Regions from separate parts of the Homo sapiens genome. Here region 2 is linked to region 1. Evidence: read pairs that join two places in POLR2A ChIA-PET (ENCODE). Cell type or tissue: OCI-LY7. All regions are shown on one strand. Each heading gives the region's core, and the rest is flanking DNA. Links, peaks and the distances in the headings are about the cores only.

Evidence for each region. ChIA-PET counts read pairs that join two places held together with the same protein. Peaks named below come from ENCODE experiments on the same cell type or tissue, not always from the same donor. Only the 100,000 strongest peaks of a DNase experiment are listed, where the experiment ranks them.
Region 2: POLR2A ChIA-PET joins it to region 1 with 11 read pairs; 2 of 35 experiments call an interaction of 5 or more read pairs at or near these places.

Annotation. Positions count from the first base shown.
Region 1 is chr1:14,825,280-14,833,131 of GRCh38, reverse strand. All of the region lies in intron 1 of KAZN (kazrin, periplakin interacting protein), which reads right to left. It overlaps LOC124903848 (a long non-coding RNA gene), which reads left to right and starts at 68. Exons shown (of 3, transcript XR_007065476.1): 1 at 68-7,363. RefSeq lists an enhancer at 6,576-7,116. In OCI-LY7, for the core only: no CTCF peak of the experiment used is centred there; a DNase peak (open chromatin) is centred at 4,151.
Region 2 is chr1:15,105,611-15,112,288 of GRCh38, reverse strand. The region is part of intron 13 of KAZN (kazrin, periplakin interacting protein); the gene reads right to left. It overlaps TMEM51-AS1 (TMEM51 antisense RNA 1), which reads left to right. Exons shown (of 5, transcript NR_027136.1): 5 at 1-474. Among named protein-coding and RNA genes, the nearest start is that of TMEM51-AS1, 44 kb to the left of the region's middle. RefSeq lists an enhancer at 1-425. In OCI-LY7, for the core only: no CTCF peak of the experiment used is centred there; no DNase peak of the experiment used is centred there.

The DNA of each region.
Region 1 (7,852 bases), core at 1,891-6,890:
GGCTACACAGTCTAGACCAGGGGTTGGCAAGCTTCTTCTATAAAGATGAGTAAATAGAATATTAATTTTATCTTTTATTTATGATTAAGTAAATTATTCATTATCAATTTTTAAAATAAAATTTTAGATGAATAAATATCTTTTCAGCTGTGCAAGCCATATAGTCCACCTTGACTATTCAACTCTGCCACTGTAGCACAAAAGCGGCCTTCGACAAGCCCTAAAGGAATGAGCACGCTTGGGTTCCAATAAGTCTTTATGGACACTGAAACGTGAATTTCATGTAACTTTCACAGGTCATGATATATTGCTCTTCCTTTGTTTTTTTTCAACCATTTAAATGTGTGAATAGCATTCTTAGGTTGTGGGCCAGGCAGAATCAAGTGGCGGGATTGGTCTAGACCATACTTGTCCAACCCAGGGCACGTGGGCTGTGCATTAGCCCAGGATGGCTTTGAATGCAGCCCGATACGAATTTGTAAACTTTTTTAGGGCATTGTGATTTTCTTTCTTTCTCTTTTTAGCTCATCAGCTATCGTCAGTGTTAGTGTATCTTATGTGTGGCCCAAGACAATTCTTCTTCCAGTGTGGCCCAGGGAAGCCAAAAGATTTTGGACACCCTTAGCCTAGACCCTAGATCCAAGATCAAAACTGATCCAATCAAAGATAGTGAACATTACTCCCAGGATGTCTACTGAAAAGTCTGGGAAAGAGTCATCCTCTCTCTGTCGAAGCTGCTGAGCAGTAAGGATGTGTTTTGCAAATTCCAGGGGCTAAGATGGGAGAGGCCCTGCTTAAGAATGAAGTCCCCTCCACCACAGCACAGCAGATCCCAGAGATAGAGAGACGTGGGGGGTGTGGGGTGTGGCAGATTCAGCCATGCCTGTAGCTTAGTAAATTCTCTTGTGAGTGTGTGTGTCTTTTTTTTTTTTTTTGAGATGGAGTTTCGCTCTTGTTGCCCAGGCTGGAGCGCAATGGTGCGATCTCTGCTCACTGCAACCTCTGCCTCCTGGGTTCAAGTGATTCTCCTGCCTCAGCCTCTCAAGTAGCTGGGATTACAGGTGCCTGCCACCATGCCTGGCTAATTTTTTTGTACTTTTATAGAGATGGGGTTTCACCACGTTGGCCAGGCTGGTCTCGAACTCCTGATCTCAGGTGATTCACCTCCCTCGGCCTCCCAAAGTGCTGCGAGTACAGGTGTGAGCCACTAAGCCCAGCCAATTCCCTTGTTTTTGCTCATGCTCATTTGAGTTGGGTTTCTGTCACTCGCAACCCAGAGTCCTGAATAATACAGTGAGGATTTCAGAGGAGGCGTCCAGGCAAGATAAGCTGGAGGAGGCAATGAAGGACAAGCAGGGCCCACCCGAGCCTCAGCACAGTCGCTTGTCATTTCCCTGTCTCGGTTTCCCATTCAGTGGGCAAAATGCTCTCTTAGCTCAGAGTCCAGATAGGGATGTATTCATATTTTTGTAAAACCTCGGCGGTAGGCTCAATATTTCTTGTCAGATTGAGAGCACTAATAAGCAGTGCTGTGTATTAGATGGAATAAATCAATGCCTTCATGGTGGTGTGCTGGCCAGGCCGCTGAGAAACTGCTGAACGGAAAGCAACACACAGCACCCACATCTTCATTTTATGTGACAGAGGGAAACTTCGACATTTTTCTTTATCAAAGGCAGAACTGACCAATGCTGTTGGCTGGGCTCTGCCAGGTCAGGGAAGGGAAGAGTACAGGAAGGGAGGCGTCCCACTTTCTTGGGAGCAGCAGAAGCAGCAGCAGCAGCAGCAGCAGAGGAACTGGGATTGCCAGGAATTCTCCAGAACAGTTAGAAGCAGTTCCATCCTGGGTGGAGGACAACCGAGGGTTTTCTCTGTGATCCATCAGGGATGAGCCTCTGGATCCAGCTGTACCTGAAGCCAAATGGGCATAAGCAAAAACAAGGGAATGGGCATGAGCAAAAACAAGAGAATTGGGCAGGCGTGGTGGCTCACGCCTGTAATCCCAGCACTTTGGGAGGCCAAGGCAGGTGGCTCACCTGAGGTCAGGAGTTCGAGACCAGCCTGGCCAACATGGTGAAACCCTGTCTCTACTAAAAGTGGGAGAGAGCGCCTGGGTCATCAGATGGGATGCACAGCATGAAGAGGTAGAGAAGGGCTGGAGCTGGGGGAACAGGCACATCCTGACATTGATGGGTGAGGTAAGAATGAGGCTGCAGGGACTGCCTGGTGCTCAGTCCACCTGAACATGACAGCATCCACATTTCTCCCTTGATATGGTTTGGCTATGTCCCCACCCAACTCTCATGTTGAACTGTAATCCCCAGTGTTGTGGGAGGGTCCTGGTGGAAGGTGATTAGATCATGGTGGTGGTTTCTAATGGTTTGGCACCATCCCCCTGGTGCTGTCTTGAGATAGAGTTCTCATGAAATCTGGTTGTTTAAAAGTGTGTAGCACTCCCCCTTCACTCTCTTTCTCTCTCTCCTGCTCTGCCATGGGAAGACTGGCTTCCCATTCGCCTTCCTCATGATTGTAAGTTTCCTGAGGCCTCCCAGCCGTGCCTCTTGTACAGCCTGCAGAACTGTGGGTCAATTAAACCTCCTTTCTCCATACATTGCCCAGTCTCAGGTAGTTCTTTACAACAGTGTGAGAATGGACTAATACGCCCCTTCTCTCTTGGCTCACTCTGCAGGCTCCTGAGGGCTGGGCACCTGACTCAGGCCTGACAATTAAAGCACAGCATCCCTTGTTCTCTGTGATACATTCAGGGATGAACACGTCACCCAAGTTGGGCCAAGGAGAGTTCTCCTAGGACCTTTGCTGGGACTGTCATTTTTCCCTCTGGCCCAAGGTTTATAGAACATAAGTCTGGAGCTTCTCATGGCCACCTGCTACGGCTCAGGGAAAGCCTGTCTGTGAGTGAAGCCAACACAAAGGAAGAAAGAGTCTAGAAAAAGAGAGACAGATTCATGATGACACGACTTGAGCCCCTGGATCCAGCTGTGCCTGAAGCCAGCTACCTTTGGCCTTTTTAATAATATGTAGCTATAACTACTCCCCCAACACCTGTTATTATTAAACCATTTTCCCCACCCTTAACTGTGATTACTATAGCCACAAAGAAGAAAGAACTGATTACTATAGCCACAAAGAAGGCTCATGTGTTGACCACTTGCTAGTGGGGGCTAGTGGCTAGTGCTGCTTTTACCTGCTTCCCACTAGCAAAGCCTAGGGCCTGGGACTGCCCCTGAACAGGGCTGGGGCAGACATGACCTTTGGACGAAGTCTAAACTCAGGTTGGCTCATATGGTCCTTCACTATCCAGTGTCTGCCTGTCTTTCCAGGCTTACCTTCTATGCTCTGGCCACACTAGCCTCCTCTGATCTCTGAAAATTTGTCACGCTTCTTTGACAATCAAGACCTTCACACACATCATTCTGTCTGCCTGTAACAGTCGTCTCTCCTCCAGTCTGCCCCTCTCACAAATCCACCTCCCTACCCCAATAAACACATGCACACAGGACAAGGGACAAGCTGGCAAACTGTTACTCTTTTCTTTTTTTCAGAGACAGAGTCTTGCTCTGTCACCCAGGCTGGAGTACAGCGGCACAATCATAGCTCACTGCAGCCTTGAACCCCTGAGCTCAAGAGATCCTCCTGCCTCAGCCTCCCGAGTAGCTGGGATTATAGGCATGTGCCATCACAACCAGCTGTTACTCATTTCTTCTCTTGGCTTAGCTGTCACTTTCCCGAGAAAGTTCCTGTGTTGTCCTCCATCTCTGTTACATGTTCCTAAATAATTCTGCACTTCTTTTCTTATCCTAGCACAATTTCTCATATCCACTAGATACTGATTAAATATGTGTTGAGGGAATCAATGAACAAGGAACCATAAAGTCATCCATAGCTCTGTTATTCATGCCTATCATGGCTCAAAGGGACTTGGGGCATGGTCTTCTCGTGAGTCAGTCACGACACTATTAGCTGTCTACTCAATTTCCAGGCTCTCCTTTCCTGCTAACAGAGCCCCTGCTTGTTCAGAGTAACAGTATACTCAGCCCCAGGTGAAGGATCATGAACTAATGGCTTAAGCCACCCAGGATATCCTGTTCCTCGCTTTCTCAGCCTCTCTTGTAGCAAGGGTGGCCATGTGACCCTGTTCTGGCCAGTGAGACTTAAGTAGAAGTCTCTCGGGAGATCTCCTGATTAAAGCAGTACAAATGTTGCTCTCGCTATCTCTTCTGCCTTCTTCCTGCCTGAAATGGGAATGTGGAGCTTGGAGCATCTGCAGCCATCTTGTGACCATGAAGTAACAAACCACCAACCTCTGGATGCCAACTTGGAAAGATGGAAAGAGACTGGGTTCCTGATGATGCTTTTGGACTGTTGTACCCGTCCAGTGCTACCAACCACAGCATTTTTTTATTTAGTGGGGGAAAAAAACATAGTTTAAGCAACTTTTAGTCAAGGTTTCTGTAACCTTCAGCTAAAAGCATTTATAATGGATGTAGTTTCTTCCTTTCTTGGGGGGACTATGGACTGCTACCGCAACTTAAAATTGCCAACGTGGCTGCCCCAGGGTTCAGGAATCTCTCCTCTTGGTTCTGGGACTCCGTTGAGCAGAGAATCAATCCCAGAGCTCATGCACCCTCCTCTTAGGCCAGGAAGGATCTAATTATCCAGTGATTGTAGCGATTATTTCATCCAATTGATCGATAATAGCTGTAATTTTTAAACACGGTTTTCCATTAATAATTTGCAACATATTTATTGTTTATACTCAAATAAAATAGGACGAAAATAAAACAATTGAGATGCAATCTCCAGAGTCCTGAATATTTACACAGTGCAGTGATACATGTTTTAGCCGAGATATTTTATGTTGTTTTCTCCTTTTTAAAAGAGAAGATGTTTATTAATATAAATGATCACAATGATCACAATTCAGAAAGTTCCCTGAACTGTGACTATGTTGCCAGGGATGGCATAGAGCATTTGTCGATTGATTGTGTATGCCAAGGGATGGCATAGAGAATTCGGTGATTGATTGTGTATGTCTGCCACAGGCAGGGGAGGGCTGAGTTATGCCCTGTGTGCTAGTATTTGTCATCTCTGGCTTAAGCATTGGACCTCTGTTTCCAGCAATGTTATTTAACTTTAGTCGTCTTCCCAAGATGACAGGAAGGGCCACAGCCAACTTTTATGCAAATGGAGAAGGAATAAAAGAAACCCCAGTCTATTTCTAGGGTTTCCTATGACAACATGTGAAACCCCAAGTTAGGGGCTCCTGTTCCACCTTAGCCAGGGGATCCTTGAGTGGAGAGTTTCTCAATCCCATAGACATGCCCACTCATTACTGGTTCCCAAACTTTGAAGGTAAGACAGCTGCTTTATTAAAAAATTGAAGCTTGCTGGCAGAAAGGCCCTTGTGAACATTCTCCAAAGGGCCAGTGGCGGCTGCTTACCAGCCTCTGGGGCCTGCTTCGAGGGCTCCTCTCTGGGACCCACTCCCTCTTTCCCAACAACCCTCCTCTTGAACCCAGCTCAGCCCTAAGCAATTTTACTGTCTGTCAGCCTAGTGTGCAGGGGGAGGCAAATAAAATCCCTGCCCCTAATGGAAAAGCAAACGTCGCATGTTCTCACTCATAAGTGGAGGCTAAGCTACGAGGACGCAAAGGCCTAAGAATGATATGATGGACTTTGGGGACTCAGGGCAAAGGGTGGGAAGCAGGTGAGGGATAAAAGGCTACACGTTGGGTTCAGTGTACACTGCTCGGGTGATGGGTGCACCAAAATCTCACAAATCACCACTAAAGAACGTACTCATGCAACCAAATGCCACCTGTACCCCAAACACTTACGGAAAGTTTAAAAAACCAAAACACAAAAAAACAAAATCCCTGCCCCCAGAATGCTCAGAGTCAGCCTTGAGTTTTTTCAAGTCAATCACTACTGGGTTGGGTCCCTGCATGACAGAAAGTTACCTTAGCCAATGGATGCCTCAGGACTGGGCCCATCCCTCTCTTTTCCCAGGTGAGGGGAAAGAGGAAAGGCATCCAACATCCACAGAACTGCCTGATGTGCGCAGCCTCCCGCACATCATCTGATTCCGCCCTCACGGCAGCTCCAATAGGTGGGGATTGATTCCAAGAGCACAAACACAGACACTGGGACTCGGAGAGCTTGGCTAACCCCACATCACACAGCCGCCGAGCCAGGATCTGAACCCCATTTGGTCTGACCCCAAGTCTTCATTCTTTTCGCTGCACCAACTTGTTGTCCATGAAAATCTGAGTGGGTGAGAAGAGCAAAGGCGGCCTGAATTCTTTTAAGCCCAGATTCCCAGCCAGGCTTACCAATGGGAAACAGGAAATTCCAGGTTCATCCTTCAGCAGGTGCATGTTGGGCATGTGGGGATACCAGGTTCTGTAAAAACCGAGATGAAAAAAAATCCAGCCGCTACTGGAGAGGAACTTAACAGTCTCAGTGGGGGCATGCATGTGAAACCGACAGAACCACTGACATGGGAGGGAAACGGCCAGCGCGGGACCGAGGCTGAGAAGGCACAGAGGAGGGAGGCGACACCCATGGGGAACGGGCCATCAGCCGCCCCCAGGAGCAGCAAGGCCGCTCTGTAGAATTTTCCAGAAATTGCAACCTGGCTCTCAGGAGGTCTCAGAGTGTTGAGGAGGGTGGCTCAGGCTTGAGTGCAATTGCAGAAGCAGGCAATGACTCATCCTGTGTTTATCAGAAACTCTACAACACAAAAATCCACTAAAATAAATCCATATGGCCAACGCCAGAGCGCCTGACAATGAGACAGATTCTTGCCTTTTACGAACATCCGCAGACAATTAGCACACCCTCCTGGTCACATGCTGGGAAATTTTCCCTTCTTTCCCTTTATTCCTGCTTTTGCAATCTGGGAGGAACAACAAAAGGAGTCTCTCTGTGCCTCTGTCCCTCAGATGGGGGTGCACGGGCTTCCACCAGCAAAACATTTCCATGTGGCTCTCGATGGGCAGGGGACTCAGCGGCCAGCATGGACCTGCTTTTCTAAAACTTGGGTCTGAGTCCAGGTCCAGCCCCTTCTTTGCTATGTGGACTTTGAGGAGCAATTGAATCTCTGTGTCTTGTTACCATTCAGCCAGCTGTCCACCAATTCAGAGCGTGTTCACTGAGCACCTGCTACGTGCTGGCCTTGGGTTAAGTGCTGGAGATATCAATGTGCCCTCCTGGAGCGTGTGGACCAGAGAGACAGAATTAAACCACTAACAACAAATAAGAGTGAGGGCTGTGGTCTCAGAGGCCTTGCAGTGGACACATGGACAGAAAGTCCAGTCCTGGGGAGTCAATGACACGCAAGGTAAGGTATGAAGAACACACAGGTGGGGCTTGATCAGGCGACAATGGGATGAATGCAGCTTGGGGATTAAGTGCACAGGCTTTAGAGGTGGAAGGCCTGGGTTCCAATCCCAACGTGGTCCCTTACTAGATATGTGTCCTTGGGCAAGTGACTTAGTCTCTTTGTGCCTCAGTTTGCTTGCCTGGAAAATGGGGATGATGATAAAAGTAGCTGGCTCATTGGAGTTTTGTGAGGATGATGTGAATTATACACGAAAAGCCCTCATGCCTGGAGGCACAGACAGCTCTTTTACATACAACATCGTTATGGTTTTTTCAGGCCCGCGGCAAGCAGGAATGCATACTTGTTTAAATAAAGTCTAGAGAGAGTGTGGGATGACTGAAAAAGAGCGAGAAAGATAAAACAGCAAAAAGAAGCGGTGATGGAGATGGCATTTTCTAGGACAGATGAGAAAAGCTGGCCTGGAGAGACAGCTTCCAGGTGGAGCCA
Region 2 (6,678 bases), core at 188-5,187, 280 kb before region 1:
TCCCACGTGCCATCCTTGTGCTCAGCACTTTATAAGCGTGATTCTCACAACATGCCTGGGGCTTGGGACTGCCAGCCCAGCATTACAGGGAAAGGAGGCCAGAGACAGCAAGCAATTTGCCCAAGACGACACAGCTGTTAGCGGCAGAATCAAGATCTGAACTCAGGCTTCTGACACTCCAAAGTCTTGATCTTAACTCTTCAGTGTACTGTGAACCTTACTGCAACAGACTCCAGATGAGAATCTCAGCATGGTAGCTAATTAGTTGTGCTTGGAGAAGCATGAGGAGTCTCCCCTGCTCTGAATTTGCAATCTGTGTCCCCCACCTGGCTTTCTGCCTGAAGCTGCCCCCATGACTCCCTTCTTTGTGCAAAAGCATGGAAGCTTCTGTTAGGATTTGGCCAACTACAGCCTGCCTGCAGGTCAAATCCAGCTGGCCGACTGATTTTATAAATAAAGTTTTATTGGAACTCAGCAGTGCCCATTTGCTTATGTGTTGTCTATGGCTGCTGTCTTGTTGCTATAAGGACAGAGTTGTAGACTTTTGACAGAGATCATATGGCTCCCAGATCGTAACATATTCACTATCTGGCCTTATACAGAAAAAGTCTGCATATCAATGCTGTGGATAAACAGATTTGGGGCAAGAGGCCCGGCCTGGAGCCAGAAGTCACCACGGAGGTAGACTCATTGAAAGAAATGAAACTTCTAGGCCGGGCATGGTGGCTCATGCCTGTAATCCCAGCACTGTGGGAGGCCAAGGCGTGTGGATCACTTGAGGCCAGGAGTTCGAGACCAGCCTGACCAACATGGCAAAACCCATCTCTACTAAAATTACAAAAAGAATTAGCTGGGCATGGTGGTGCACACCTGTAATCCCAGTTACTCGGAGGCTAAGATTGAACCTCAGGAGAATCACTTGAACCTGGGAGGTGGAGGTTGCAGTGAGCCGAGATCGTACCACTGCACTCCAGCACAAGACTCTGTTTAAAACAACAACAACAACAACAACAACAAACAACAACAACAGAACCTTCTAGCATCTTTTAAGCTGCCTCAGAGAAGTTCTTCTTCTGGGGCAAATTTTGCTGAGAAAGTTCAAGGGAGGGGAGTGGTGTGTAGGAGACAGCACTGATTGAATGGCAAATGAGCTACGTTCTCAAACTCTTGGGTTCCACAGGCTTCCACATAACAGGGAGGGCCTTGCTCAGTGGTGGGTCAGGAAATGCCCTCATGAATGGCCCCTCTGCTCCACCTGGAGGCGAAATTCCCCAGGTCCAGTGGGGAAGCAGCTGTAATTGCAGAAGCCAAAAAATGTAAACTCAGGTAGCTGGCTGTTTGCTCTCTGGCACAGAGGGGTGCTGGATCCCCCAGCTCTTGGAACACTAGCAGTCAAATAAGCCTGGGAGAGCCTCAGGGTCCCATCTCTTATTTTCACTGAAGAGACAGAAGACCAAAGAGGGGGTGTGTCTTGTCCAAAGATACACAAGACACCCAGTGGCAGGGATGGAAATTGAACTTGGGCCTCTGGGATCAAGGTCTAGACCACGGCCTTCCCACTTTGGGATTTAGGGTAGGACAGTGGTCGCACGTGTGGGCTCCACGTCAGCAGCCTGGCTCAGTGCCTTAGCGTTGGCATGGCCTGGGCCGCGTGCTGAGCAGAGTGGGGTTAATAACAGAACTTCCTCGGCAGGTCATTGTGAGGACTAAATGAGAGGATACACACACACACACACACAAACACATATGCACACACACAAACACATACACACAAACACACAAATACACACACATACATACACACACAAATACACAAACATACAAACACACACAAATACACACATACACAAATACACATGAACACATATGCGCACACACAAATACACAGACACACACAAACACACAAATACACACTACATATACACACATACACACAAACATACACACATATACAATATGCCCACACACAAATACACAAATACACACATACATATACACACACACAAACATACACACATATACACACACAAGTGCACATACACATATACATATATACACATACACAAACACACACAAACACCACCTAAACATACACACATACACAACACACATATACACACACAAACACATATGCACACACATACACAAATACACAGACACATACACAAATACACACACAAATACGCACATACACACATACATATACACACATACACACACAGGCACACACACGCACATATATATATACACACATACACAAACACCATCTACACATACATACACAACACACATATACCCACATAAACATACAAACATACAAACACACATATACAAACACATACACAAACACACACACACACACACCCATACACAAACATACACAAACACATATACACACAAGCACACACATGCACATACACACATATATACACGCACATAAACATACACAAACACCACATACACATACATACACATACAACACACACATACACATACACACAAACACATATATACACAGACATACAGACACAAACATACAAACACAAACACACATACACACAGATATATACACACAAACACGCTCATACACAAACATACACATACACCCATATACACACATATAAACACATACACAAACATACAAACACACATACACATATATACACACACACACACATACCCATACATACCCATACATATACACACACATAAACATTAAGCTCTGAGTAACAATAGAAAGAGTAATTGCTACAATTACATCTTACTGTGGCCAAAGGCTTTGGGGACACAGACGTGGTTGGAGTTCCTGCTCAGCTATTCCCTCCATATGTTCTGGTGCGAGTAAAACACCTTACTGGGCCTCAGTTTCCTCATCTGTACGATAAAGTCCAGTAAGCAGCCCTGATCTTTTTTTTCCTCTGAGCGAGGGTCTCGCTCTGTTGCCCAGGCTGGAGTGCAGTGGTGCAATCTTGGCTTACTGGGCTCAGGTGATCCTCCCACCTCAGCCTCACAAGCAGTTGGGACTACAGGTGCACGCCACCACACCCAGCTAATTTTCGTATTTTTGGTAGAGACCGGGTTTTGCCATGTTGCCCAGGCTAGTCTCCAGCTCCTGGGCTCAAGTGATCTACCGGCCTCGACCTCCCAAAGTGGTGTGATTACAAGTGTGAGCCACCGTGCCTGGCCAGCCCTGGTCTTAACAAGCTACCCTATGCACAGAAAGTGGTTGTCTTTCTGTAGACAAAGGAATACGGGGTGACCTTGGCCTCCAGTGTGCCAAAATATCCTCCCTCCTTATTTTTTCCACAGTGGCTGAAATCCCCCCATCTAGGCCTTTGGATAAGATGAAAACACGAAAACTCCAGGGCATAAGCCAAGCACAGGGCCAAGGTCTTTGGAAGCTTTGAACCGACCTATTAAGTATTTCTAGTCACTTAGACCTCGAGGAAATGGTACGTTAGAAGGGGAACTTTTGATGAGGGAACGTTATGGAGAATGGGGCATCTCACTGGACTCTCCTGAGTCAATGTAGAGAACCCTGGGCACTAAATAGGCATCATGGTGCAGGAAGGAAGGTTGGGGGTTGGGAGTCAGCCTCCACCAGGTGGGCCAGCCCGAGCATTGAGTCTCAACCCATTAACCAAGGATTTACAAGGGCAGAGAGGCACAAGATGCTGTGCTGGAGAAAATGAATGGGAAGGAAAGAGTACTCGAGGGCCACCCACTACGTGCTGGGCACACTGTCAGCTCCTCACCACGGTGGCTCAGCAAACCCTCTGCAAAGCCCTGGGAAGAAGGAGTGATCATCCCCATTGCAAGCTGAAAAAACCGTGGCTCAGAGAGGGTAAATTTCTTGTCTAAAATCACACGATGATGGCGGAGGAGCCAGAATGTGGCCTCAAAGGCCCCGCTGGGTCCCATTGCACACAGGCCCACGCCTCTGGGCACTCAGCTGACCCAGTGCCTGGAGTTTGGGCTCACATTTCAGGGATGGTTTGAGGGTGGGGTGGGACAGAATCTCATCTAAGCTCAATGTGTCCTTCCACCCCCATTCCAGCGGCCTGCTGAGTGACCAGAGAATAAATGTTTTCCATTGCCAATGTCTTGGGAAGCCTGTCAGCCGAGGAGGTGGGACAGGTGACAAGGTTCTCTCATTCTATGTGTTTGAGGGTCAAGTCTATTTGAGTTTGTAATGGAATTGTTCTTCTCCATTGAAATGCTAATGAGAACGCTGGAGCAAACTGACAGAAGGGGACTCCTATGCAGCTACTCCAGAGGAAATTGACTGCATGGAGATTCTTCTGCCTCCAGATGAAGGCAGGGGCAGAAGCTCTCAGTTACTGCCGGGCATCTATGTATCAAGCAGGCTGCATACAATTTGCCTCACTGAACCTTTGGAACAAAGCTACAAGGTCGGTATGAGTCATATTCCCCTATTACAGAGGAAGAAACTGAGGCTCAGAGAGTAAAACCTAAAACCACTAGCTCATGTTCAACACAGCAAGAAAGCAGTGATGCTGGGGCTCGAAACCACATTGCAGCCATTGCCCTGCAGAGGAGGAATGGGAGGCAGCGGTGGTGGGGCTAGGGGTGGGTTTGGAATAAATCACTAATATTTATATTATTGGGTGTCTTATGATGTACTGGTTCCTTTGCCAATTGCTTTATGCATTGTCTTATCTCATCTTGCCATCAACTCTTTGGGTGGCAGATAGTGATTACCATACTCATTTTACAAATGAGGAAAGTACAGTTCAGAGAGGTTAAGTAACTTGCCCAGGGTCACACAGCCAGGATTGGTGCTGCTGGGATTTGAACTTGGGTTGCCTGGGGCTAGAGTGCCACAAGGCATTCTGGATGGGTTTATGTCTTCACCTAGTTGTCTATGAAACCAGTTTCTTGCCTGGATGGGAGCCAAAGCCTTTCTTGGATGAGCAGAGACCCTCAGAGATCTATTAAAAAAGGGAAAGAGAGAAAACCTGGAGTGGAAGCAGGCCCTGGGCTGGAACTCCACACCATCCACCTATGAGGTCTTCTCCCATCTCTGTAAGCTTCGTGAAGGCAGGACATGGATCACCCAAGTGCCTGCTCACAGCAGGTGTTCAATGACTGTGGAGGGTGGCTTTTATGGCAAAAGGGGCACTATTCTAGCTTAGATCCCAGGGGAGAGAGATCAGTTCCAGAAAGAGCTTCTGACTAGGAGTAGAGACCTGGGTTCCAGTCCTGCTCTGGTTCCAGTCCTGCTCCTTTGTGTGTCCTGTCCCTGACTCTGTTTTAGTGACAGGCCATATTGCCTTCAAGGCATATTTTTTTTGTTTGTTTTGACTCCTCCGATCCCCTGGCAGCTGCCTTTGGGTACCTCTGCTCCTTGCTGCATCCTTCCTGCCCACTGGTTTTATTCTCCAGGTCCTTAAAGAACAGTCCTATGACTGACACATTGTTGGCGCCGGACCAAGGTTTATCGGGAGATGCAGGAAGTCAGTGTGTGTCAAAGCAGATACCATGAGACCATGGCAGAGACTTCTCCTTGGCGCCTTTGGGTCATGTGCATTGTCAAAGTTGTGGGAAGAGACTAGAGATGACGTCATATTGGGACCCATAAGCTCTTGGTGAATGTGGAGCCTGGACAGAGTCATTTCCCTCTTATCTTATCATTGAGAGGTTCATTGATTTCGTCTCATTCTTGAAGAAGTCCCTGCCCCACCACAACATAAGAACCCACCCTATTTGTCCCCACCAGTCCCTTCTCTGGTGCTCCCTGACTAGTCTTAGTCCTGAACACACCTGTCACCTCATGAGTGGTCAAGAGTTTAATCAGATACACAAATGCCTGCTAATATTCAGCTAGAGCCATCTCTCCAGGGCTCAGAAAAAAGTTTGTTACAGATCATGTGGCTCCAGAAGGGAAGTCAGGGAAAGGGGATAATTCTGAGGAGAAAAGGCTTTTTCCTGTGTCTTTTGATTCATGGCTCCTGGAGGAGGGTTTTGTTTTGTTTTTCTGTTTTGTAGAGATGGACCCTTGCTCTGTTACCCAGGCTGGAGTACAGTGGCATAATCATAGCTCACTGCAGCCTCACACTCCCGGGCTCAAGTAATCCCCAGCCTCAGCCTCCTGAGTAGCTGGGATTATATGGTGCACTCCACCACCTCCAGGGAATTTTTTTAATTTTTAGTAGAGAAAAGGTCACGCTATGTTGCCCAGGCTGATCTTGAACTCCTGGACTCAAGCAATCCTCCTGCCTCCGCCTCCTAAAGTGCTGAGATTGCAGGCATGAGCCACCATGCCTGGCCTAAAACAGAGTTCTTATCAAACATTGTCTCTGTAAGAAGCACCCCAAAATGCTAAAAATGTAGAGTCCTGTGCTCTGCCAGCAGATACTTGTCCTGCAAGTCTGAGGCAGGACCAGGGAATCTGCATTTTACAATAGCTTCAATGATTCTGCTGCAAGGGTCTGTGGGGTGGGCCTCACTTTGAGAACAGCTTGGGTGTCAGCCTCCAATAGGGAAGAGCAGCCCAGGACACCTGGACCCTGCCATACATGCACAATTTTTCCTTAAGCCTCAGTTTCCCCACCTGTATAACATGGGGAGTGGCCCAGCTGCTCCCTAAGGATCCATGTGGTTTAGGGGTTTAGGACTCAGGCCTGAGTTAGAGAGCCCCAAGGTCAAATCTGGGCT